Linked DNA regions of Homo sapiens: region 1 is linked to region 2. Evidence: chromatin contacts called from ENCODE Hi-C data. All regions are on one chromosome and are shown on one strand. The core of a region is the stretch at or near the end of the contact, and the rest is flanking DNA. Distances in the headings are between cores, read along the strand shown.

Region 1 (5,861 bases), core at 429-2,928, 65 kb after region 2:
ATGGCTAGAAAGTACTGTCTTTTTACTGGTGCTTTAAATTCTTGCATAAATGAACATATAGCACTATGGAGAGTTCTCGCTGTTGCATGGGACCCTGTTGGTGCTGGAACATTTAGAACCTATTTGTTGGTTTACAGAATTGGAGATGACCTTACCATAAATGACAGTTCACATAAGTCTTAATTATAAAGGAATATGATTGAGAGATTTGGGTGTGAGTGGCTTACAGTACTAAAATGAGGAAAGTGTCAGGTAAACCAGGGTGTATTTCTTGCTATAAGATGCTGGGTTGTTTTGGATATAGAGTTGCAAGATTCAGCAGACAGAAATGCAAGACACTGAATTAAATTTCAAATTCAGATGAGCAAAAATAGTTTTTACTATGATTATGTTCCACACCATATTTAGGCCATAAACAATTTTTTTGTCTACCTGAGATTCAGATTTGACTGGGGTTCTAATTTTTTATGATAACCCCGCCCCTATGCCTAAATTTGAGAAACCCCACCATTCTCTCTGTATTAAAAACTCCTTTCTCATGAATGTCTTTAGAGTGGGGTGACACCTTAAGAATCTCATCTATATTATTGACAGGTAAGAGAAGGACAGAACGAGTGTCCTAGCTGATGATGTTAAGGGAAAGGAGAGGGGACCTAGAAAAAGAAAATGTCTTCGTCAATGTTTATAGGTTTTTATGATATTTATTCCTGAATGGGGACATTTTTCTAACTTCCATTCTCTATGTCTCATTTTGATAAATATTCAGAACACCTCTGCATCCATCAGCACTTTCACTGGGCTAATTTTTATAGTTTTATAATCTAAAGATTGTCTTAAATGTGGTCAAAAGAATTAGAAAAATGATATATGAAAATGTAATCTTTACAAAGTAAAATGTTGAAATTTCTATCTGTAATGTAGAGTAAAGCCTGGCATAGAGAGATGAGTCTATGACTGAGAGTCAAGGAAACTGGGTCCATTGCATCGAATTTGTACCTGTCTTGGTCAAGTCATGCCTTCTTCAAGCTTCTGTTTGTTTATCTGTAGAATAAAACCATTCAATAGATGTCTTTACTGAAAAACATAAATAATTACTGATTTTGATGTCTGGCCTATTTAGTTCAAAAGAATAATAACAATTAAAAGGCTGAACTAAAAATTAACCATAGATAGAAATGATAACTCTAAGACTACATTCACTATATCACAATATATGCCCTTATTATTATTATATAGAAAATAGTTGCAATTATAGAAATTATTTCAGACTCATTTTTTGTTAGAAATTGTTGGACTGATATAAATACTTATTTTACTTTACTGGATTTTTCTTTGCAGAACTGGTGAGGTTCAGTGAGATTCAGATGTTTTACATGAGAGTTTTATTATATGTTATCACCTGAATTGCTTGATTTCATAATGACAACTGTATGTTTTTAAAATTTTATTTAAGGACATGAACAGAATTAATTTTCTAATTTGGAGAAAGCAACATTTAATGGTAATTCTATTTTGAAACTGTAGTTATTCCTGTCTTGACACAGCACCTATCAGGATATTAACAGAGATCTATTTTGTCTCACCTTATATTCTACAGAGGGGATGGTTAAGCTGCTTTGTCAATCACTTTCAATATTTAATTTCTAAGACTGATTTTCGGATCACACGAAAGGAAAACATGTTTCTGACAGAGAGAAATACGACATCTGAGGCCACATTCACTCTCTTGGGCTTCTCAGATTACCTGGAACTGCAAATTCCCCTCTTCTTTGTATTTCTGGCAGTCTACGGCTTCAGTGTGGTAGGGAATCTTGGGATGATAGTGATCATCAAAATTAACCCAAAATTGCATACCCCCATGTATTTTTTCCTCAACCACCTCTCCTTTGTGGATTTCTGCTATTCCTCCATCATTGCTCCCATGATGCTGGTGAACCTGGTTGTAGAAGATAGAACCATTTCATTCTCAGGATGTTTGGTGCAATTCTTTTTCTTTTGCACCTTTGTAGTGACTGAATTAATTCTATTTGCGGTGATGGCCTATGACCACTTTGTGGCCATTTGCAATCCTCTGCTCTACACAGTTGCCATCTCCCAGAAACTCTGTGCCATGCTGGTGGTTGTATTGTATGCATGGGGAGTCGCATGTTCCCTGACACTCGCGTGCTCTGCTTTAAAGTTATCTTTTCATGGTTTCAACACAATCAATCATTTCTTCTGTGAGTTATCCTCCCTGATATCACTCTCTTACCCTGACTCTTATCTCAGCCAGTTGCTTCTTTTCACTGTTGCCACTTTTAATGAGATAAGCACACTACTCATCATTCTGACATCTTATGCATTCATCATTGTCACCACCTTGAAGATGCCTTCAGCCAGTGGGCACCGCAAAGTCTTCTCCACCTGTGCCTCCCACCTGACTGCCATCACCATCTTCCATGGCACCATCCTCTTCCTCTACTGTGTACCCAACTCCAAAAACTCCAGGCACACAGTCAAAGTGGCCTCTGTGTTTTACACCGTGGTGATCCCCTTGTTGAATCCCCTGATCTACAGTCTGAGAAATAAAGATGTTAAGGATGCAATCCGAAAAATAATCAATACAAAATATTTTCATATTAAACATAGGCATTGGTATCCATTTAATTTTGTTATTGAACAATAAATTTTTCCTGTTTTTTCAAATGGACTGTGCATCAAGAGTTCACTAAAAAAAATCACTTTAGATTTAAAAAAACCTTTTTTGCAATAGAATGGCTATGAGTTTTAGATCAGGGAAGCTATTCTTGGCTCAGCTTATATAAGCCAGACAAAACTAATTGACGTTGACTACAAAATAATAATTGTCTATAAAATATTTTGTCTACAAAATAATTGTCTTTGTCTACAAAATAATATAGTTTTATTTATTTATTTATTTTGAGATGGGGTCTCACTCTGTTGCCCAGGTTGGAGTTCAGTGGTGCGATCTCAGCTCACTGCAACTTCCACCTTCTGAGTTCAAGCAGTTCTGCCTGCCTCAGGCCCCTCAGTAGCTGAGATTACAGGTGCCCACCACCACGGCTGGCTAATTTTTTTTACTTTTTAGTAGAGACGGGGTTTTATCATGTTGGCCAGGCTGGTCTCGAACTCCTGACCTCAGGTGATCCGCCCGCCTCATCTTCCCAAAGTGCATGATTACAGGCGTGCACCACTGTGGCTGGCCATGTAATATGATTTAGTTCATAAGACATTGTGGAAAGCAAATGAAAATGTAAACAATATAGCTGGCATATTACATATGTGTAATAAAGGTTAATTATGTTATCCTTTCTTTCCTGGTGACTGATAGGTGTGTTAATTGAACAAGCAATTTGGTACTATAAATTTAGTGAAAAAAATGGTATTCAGAAAAAGATAGACCCATTTTCTAGGACTTCAAAATCCAGTAATGTTGGTAAATATCCTAAAAGGATTGGTGGAGAGAGTTACTTCAAATCCATTTGGAGATGCAGGAAAGATTGTTTCAGAATTGCATGCTATTTTAATTTGGCCTTGAAGGATGAATAGGTTTTTGAGAGAAACAAAAGAGCAAGACAGAAGTTTTAATCAGGAGTAAAGAGCATGGATAATGTTAAGGAGGTGATTATATATTATTAAGTTAATATTTCAATAAATGTTTTTGAGCTACAATTTTATGTCATATACATCCAAGGTATATTGTTAGGTACGCGAAGAAATGTACATTTGAATATAATGTTACTACTATTCTAATCTATTTCAAAACAGAATTCCAATGTAGAGAATGAAATAATTTTTATTTTATTTTATTTTTATTTATTTATTTTTAGACAGGGTCTCTCTCTGTTGTCCAGGCTGGAGAGCAGTGGCACGATCTTGGCTCACTGCAGCCTTAAACTCCTGGACTCAAGCAATCTGCAAACTCTTGGACTCAAACTCCTGGGCTGCGTCAAATTCCTGGGCTGGCTCCCAAAATGCTGGGATTACAGACATGAGCCACTGTGCCCTGCCAAGAATGAAAGGATTTATGCGAGGTTTAGAAATATTAATTTGCTTCTTGAATTATTGAGAATGAACACAGAGATGATATATTCACTTTCAATGATTATGCTTCTTTTCCATCACCTACCAGTTACCATCAGTATTTATAGAGCAGCTTGAACAAGGGCATGTTGCAATTCTCTTCATCAGGGCTCTTTAGGCAGCCTTCTTAAAACAATTGGGTGGAGCTGTTATAAGTATTGAGAGCTTATTGCCCACTTGGACTTGAATGTTGTTTTAAATTAACTGTCATTTTTAATTACAATCTAAACAAAGAAAGAAAGATCAAGACAATTGTGTATATTAATGAGGCTCAATAGCCCCCTGATAATTGTAATATTTATTTTAAGAGGTCCTCACACACACAATATCTAATTTAGAAATTTTATAATGCAATCTTTATCTTTTTTATCTTTTCTTTAATAATTTTTACTCGAATTACTTATAATTCAGTCTTCCTTTGTTCTATATGCTATGTATCTGAATGAAATTCCAAATTAAGCCTGAAAAACATTGAGATAATAAATTATGGCTATTTGGGGAAAGGTAAAATGAAAACCAGGCAACATGTTGTATTGGTTCAATGAAATAATTTGCAATAGTTACATGATTATAAACTTATCATGATGAACTGAAATCACTTTTATCACAGTTTATATGTGAATACGTAACGTTAGTCAACACTGTTTTATATATTCACAAGTGAACTGTCTTCCATTATACATTGTCACTTTCTTGATCTTTAACACCTGGAACAATGGTGGAAAAGTAGCAGAAAAGCTGTATTAATCTTGATCGAAATCAGTGAGGAATACTCCATTTCAAAAGAGTAAATTCTTGTGTTTCTTCCTTTACTTAGCAAAGGATAATTACATTTTTATAAAGTAAGAGACACAATCTTCTAAATTTTTATTCTGAAGAAATTATATATATTGTTTAAGTACTCAGATCAATGATTAAATTAGTCGGAGACATAAGACAATAATTTGGAGATTAAACCATAGAAGCATGAACACTTTTCATAAATACTGATCTCATATTCTTCTTCCTACAAATTTAAATTTCAAAGTATCTTTGGTAGCTCCTATTCCTGCTATGTAGAACATAATTTACTTTACCATACTTCAATTCTTTTATTCATGTGTCACTTAAAAGATTTAATTTTGAAAAACTACATAATGATTGAAAACTTAGTATACTTCAAAAATAATTCATTATAAATTTATTTATTTATTTATTTGATCTCTGGCTCTTCTTTTTTTATTATTATACTTTAAGTTTTAGGGTACATGTGCACAACGTGCAGGTTTGTTACATATATACATGTGCCATGTTGGTGTGCTGCACCTATTAACTCGTCATTTAGCATTAGGTATATCTCCTAATGTTATCCCTCCCCCACCCCCACCCCACAACAGGCCCCAGTGTGTGATGTTACCCATCCTGTGTCCATGTGTTCTCATTGTTCAATTCCCACCTATGAGTGAGACCATGTGGTGTTTGGTTTTTTGTCCTTGTGATAGTTTGCTGAGAATGATGGTTTCCAGCTTCAACCATGTCCCTACAAAGGACTTGAACTGATCATTTTTTATGGCTGCATAGTATTCCATGGTGTATATGTGCCACATTTTCTTAATCCAGTCTATCATTGTTGGACATTTGGGTTGGTTCCAAGTCTTTGCTATTGTGAATAGTGCTACAATAAACATATGTTTTCATGTGTCTTTATAGCAGCATGATTTATAATCCTTTGGGTATATACCCAGTAATGGGATGGCTGGGTCAAATGGTATTTCTAGTTCTAGATCCCTGAGGAATCA
Region 2 (5,334 bases), core at 133-2,632:
CTCAGAAGTTTGAGAACACCCTGGGCAACATAGTGAGACCCTGTCTCTAGAGAAAAATAAGAAATTATCCTAGTGTGGTGGTGCATGCCTGTAGTCCCATCTACTGAGGAGGATCACTTGAGCCTGGGAGTTCGAGGCTGCAGTGAGCATTGATCTTGCCACTGCACTCTAGCCTGGGTGACAGAGTGAGACCCTGTCTCAAAAACAAGCAAACAAAAATAAATAAATAGAAATAACTCCATATAAACAGTGCATGTTGAATGACTAGATTACAACCTTTGTTTATAATTTGATGTAGCCCACTGATTTTAGATTGGCTGTAATCTTTCATTCTTACCACTAATTTCAATAAAATTGCCTCAAGCTCAAAAAAAAAAAAAAAGAAAGAGAGATTATTTATTTCTTATTGGTTAAGAACATGTGTAATTTTCATTATACAACTTTCAGGGTATCAGAGAATATATTTTGTATGAAAATATTTTTGACAACTACAGATGTTTCTATTTTTCTAACATATTCTGTATTAGCACATATAGAATACATATTATGTGCATACATGTATACATATATATGTATATCTCAGAAGATGTGACCTAAAGCACATCAAGGAACAGGTAATGGAAATTTAATTAATTGACTTTATTTAATAAAATAATAAAAGTTCAGCAAATTGTCAAAATGCCCATAAAAACACTCCAGGAGGCAATGTACATTGATGAAAGTTTTAATGGAAGCTACATAAACATCTTAGAAATGGGCTTCCACAGCAAACTCTTGAGGATTAGGTGCAAGGCATAGGCTATATACATTTTATGGTTTATTTAAATTCTTAAATTCTACAATCATTTAATTCTGTGTTATGCCCAGCAAAGGTAGAAAATAGTAACATTTATGTGCCACCATTGGCGGTGCTAAATCACCTACTTGATCCTCAGTGTAATTTTTAGATCCATGAGAAGGTTTCCTTTGTGCTTCTCAGTTTTTAAAAATTGATTTTATGTCATAATATATATTTCAGTTCTATGTCAATCATACTAAAAATGGCTGACTTTTCAATAATAGAATGATTACTGTATATTTTCCATGTAAGTGGTGGTTTTTGCCCTTTAGCAGGCATCAAAATCACCTGGAGACTTGACTAAACCACAAATAGTGGGCCTCATCCCAGAGCTTCTGTTCAGAAGGTTGATGGAGCTGGAGAATTGGCAATAGTAGGAAGTTCCCAGGAGGTGATGCTACTGCTGGTTTGATGACCACATTTTGAGAATCACTGTTCTATATCACTTGTCCTAGAAACACATGAAGCCTCTTTCCTATCTCTTTTTTCCTATCCAGTTCTGCTTTTCAAGAATAACTTTTTTCCTTTTAATCCAACAAGTATCATGATGGCATCTGAAAGAAATCAAAGCAGCACACCCACTTTTATTCTCTTGGGTTTTTCAGAATACCCAGAAATCCAGGTTCCACTCTTTCTGGTTTTCTTGTTCGTCTACACAGTCACTGTAGTGGGGAACTTGGGCATGATAATAATCATCAGACTCAATTCAAAACTCCATACAATCATGTGCTTTTTCCTTAGTCACTTGTCCTTGACAGACTTCTGTTTTTCCACTGTAGTTACACCTAAACTGTTGGAGAACTTGGTTGTGGAATACAGAACCATCTCTTTCTCTGGTTGCATCATGCAATTTTGTTTTGCTTGCATTTTTGGAGTGACAGAAACTTTCATGTTAGCAGCGATGGCTTATGACCGTTTTGTGGCAGTTTGTAAACCCTTGCTGTATACCACTATTATGTCTCAGAAGCTCTGTGCTCTTCTGGTGGCTGGGTCCTATACATGGGGGATAGTGTGCTCCCTGATACTCACATATTTTCTTCTTGACTTATCGTTTTGTGAATCTACCTTCATAAATAATTTTATCTGTGACCACTCTGTAATTGTTTCTGCCTCCTACTCAGACCCCTATATCAGCCAGAGGCTATGCTTTATTATTGCCATATTCAATGAGGTGAGCAGCCTAATTATCATTCTGACATCATATATGCTTATTTTCACTACCATTATGAAGATGCGATCTGCAAGTGGGCGCCAGAAAACTTTCTCCACCTGTGCCTCCCACCTGACAGCCATCACTATCTTCCATGGAACTATCCTTTTCCTTTACTGTGTTCCTAATCCTAAAACTTCTAGCCTCATAGTTACAGTGGCTTCTGTGTTTTACACAGTGGCGATTCCAATGCTGAACCCATTGATCTACAGCCTTAGGAACAAAGATATCAATAACATGTTTGAAAAATTAGTTGTCACCAAATTGATTTACCACTGAATATGATGTTCTTAGATACGTTATTTCTGAAAAAAGTGATTTACTATCTTACAGATTACCCATCTCTTACAGTGCAATTGATTATTCAAATTATTTAATCAATAGACTATCAGTTGACACATTCACACCAGCACAACCTTTTGAAATAGATCTAAATGACATGTAACTAAAAATTCTAAAACCTAAAGCTTTTATATCATCTGTTGCAGTATTTGTAAATTATTTTAAAATACTTTTCTAGGTATTCTGTAATTTTATGTGTATTTTCAAAGCAAAACTGATTCAAACTGATTAAATGTGTGCAGATTCAGGATGGTTCCCTAAAATTGTAATCAGGAAAACCATATTCCTGAGTGACTTTAACAAAACTTCTGCTTACTGTGTCTTGTGGAACAACCAACCCTTTACTTTTTCTTGTTTTGAATGGAAGAAGTTGATTTTTATTCATGAAAATTATAGCCTGCTGATTAGCAAATGAAATGGAATTAAGTATTACTCTACCTTTCTTAATGCATGCCCTATTTTATTCTAAAAAATTATCTGAGTATTCAGGCAATGGGATATTAAGGTAACAGAGTCCTAAAATGAAGTCACACATATCTGGTAACTTATATTCCAACAAACAGGCCATTATAATTCAATGGAGAAAAATAATAATGGGAAAACTGGATATTCGTGTGGAACAAAAGAGCCATAAGTTTTATTTCCCATCATACAAAGCTACTAACTTGAATTAAATGAAATATATCATAAATCTAAATGTAAATGTTATAAGTACCTTTTAGCATAAAACATAGGGAGAATCTTTTCAAAGTTTGGGTGGAACTTTTTTGGATAGAATGTTAAAAGAATGGATCATCAGAAAATGGATAAAATGAATTTTATTAACAATAAAACCTTATGTTAAAAGTTTTTTTTATGGCAAAAGACACATTAAGAAAGTGAAAATGTAAGCTGCAGATTGTAAATAAATATTTGTAATATTTAGGTCTGACAAATGATTTGTTTGTGGAACATATAAAGAACTATTGTACTCAAAACAAGAAGACAAACCATCTAGTTAAAAATGGATTAAATGTTTTAGGACACACTTGACAAAAGAAGATACACAAATCATTCATAAACACCTGAAAAGATATTGAGTATCACTAATCATCAATGAAAGTTATATTAAAACCACAGTGACTGAGGAGGCTGAGGTGGTAAGATTGCTTGAACCCAGGAGTTCGGGGTTACAGTGAGCTATAATGCCACTGCAGTCTGGCCTGGGAGACTCTGTCTCAACACACACACAGACACACACACACACACACAGACACACACACACACACACACATACATACACACACAGAGTGATGTATAATTGAACACTCATTAGAATGGCTAAAATAAATTTAACTGAAATGCCAAGTGTCAGTGAAAAAAATGAATCAACTGTAATGCTAACACATTTCAGGTGGAGGTAAAAGTTAAGTCTTTGAAAACAATTTAGCAATATCTTATGAAATTACACAAAGACTTCCCATTTAACTCAATAATTCCTTTCCTGGGTATTTACCCATTAGAAGTGAAATCACATATTTTAATTTAGGAGAAAATTTTTCTCTCTGGGATGTACAATATTATAGGGAAGGGAAAAGAGTAGGGGATATTTTTGAGGATTTTGTGACCATGTTCCTTTCAAAAGTGATTTTCCTAGAAGCGATGGGTTTTCTTCCATGATGGACTTTTGCTATAGACTTACTCAGGGTAAACAGAGGGAAGCAGGAAAAATCTTGTCCAACACAGAGAAACTGATTTTATGAATACACATGCACATACACACATGAGTATATGTACAAGTGGAATCATATGTATAGCTGTATATGTATTGTTTATGGTATCATATACATATGCTAGGTAATCTCAATACATCTTCACCTGCATTATGTCTCTGATGACCTTCTATAATATCCACATTACCAAGTGTGATGGTTAATACCGAGTGTCAACTTGACTGGATTGAAGGATGAAAATGTAGCTCCTGGGTGTGTCTATGAGGGTGTTACCAAAGGAGATTAACATTTGAGTCTGGGAAAGGCAGGCCCACCCTTAATCTGGGTCAGCACCGTCTAATCAGCTGCCAGAGAGGCTGGGATATAAAGCAGGCAGAAAAATGTGAAAAGACTATAGACTGGCTTAGACTCTAGCCTGCATCTTTCTCCTGTGCTGGGTGCTTCCTGCCCTGGAACATCAGATTCCAATTTCTTCAGATTTGGGACTCAGACTGGCTTCTTTGCTTCTCAGCTTGCAGATGGTCTATTGTGGGAGCTTGTGATCGTGTGAATTAATACTACCTAATAAACTCCTCTTTATACACACACACACACACACACACACACACACACACACATCTTATTAGTTCTGTCCTGCTAGAGAATCCTAACTAATACACCAATCCTTTAAGAATGAGACTGATGGGCCCGTGCGGTGGCTCACACCTCTAATCCCAGCACTTTGGGAGGCCAAGGCGGGCGGATCGCCTGAGGTCAGAAGTTCAAGATGAGTCTGGCTAACATGGTGAAACCCCGTCTCTACAAAAAATACAAAAATTAGCTGGTCGTGCTGGTGGGTGCCTATAATCCCAGCTACTTGGGAGGCTGAGGCAGGAGAATCCCTTGAACCTGGGAGGTGGAGGTTGCAGTGAGCCAAGATAGTGCCACTGCACTCCAGCCTGGAAGACAGAGCAAGACTGTCTCGAAAAGAAAAAAAAAAGAATGAGACAGATGAAATATAATTGTCCTGTTGCAATAATTCAGGGTAGGGTTAATTCGTTGATAAATTAGTGTTTTTCACATTGATATGGGAAGATCCCATTGCATTCCTCATTGATCCTGAGAAAAGACAGTCTCTGTAAACATGAGTTGAAGTTTGGTGAGGAAAAGAAAATAATGATGCTTGGTTTTTAAATAGAAGGACTTTAGGACAATAGTTCATTATAAATGTCTTGGAGGGACTGCTGAAATAA

The links. Hi-C counts contacts between places; a loop is a spot of excess contacts on that map.
Region 1: a map of natural killer cell shows a loop between it and region 2 (5-fold over the local background). The contact joins the promoter of OR5D16 here to the promoter of OR5D13 in region 2. A Hi-C loop is called at or near these places in 3 of 168 maps with a recorded cell type or tissue (HepG2, Panc1 and natural killer cell).

Annotation. Positions count from the first base shown.
Region 1 is chr11:55,837,074-55,842,934 of GRCh38, forward strand. OR5D16 (olfactory receptor family 5 subfamily D member 16) reads left to right here and starts at 1,679. Exons shown (of 1, transcript NM_001005496.1): 1 at 1,679-2,665. The coding sequence starts at 1,679. The coding sequence ends at 2,665.
Region 2 is chr11:55,772,056-55,777,389 of GRCh38, forward strand. It overlaps OR5D13 (olfactory receptor family 5 subfamily D member 13), which reads left to right and starts at 1,383. Exons shown (of 1, transcript NM_001001967.1): 1 at 1,383-2,327. The coding sequence starts at 1,383. The coding sequence ends at 2,327.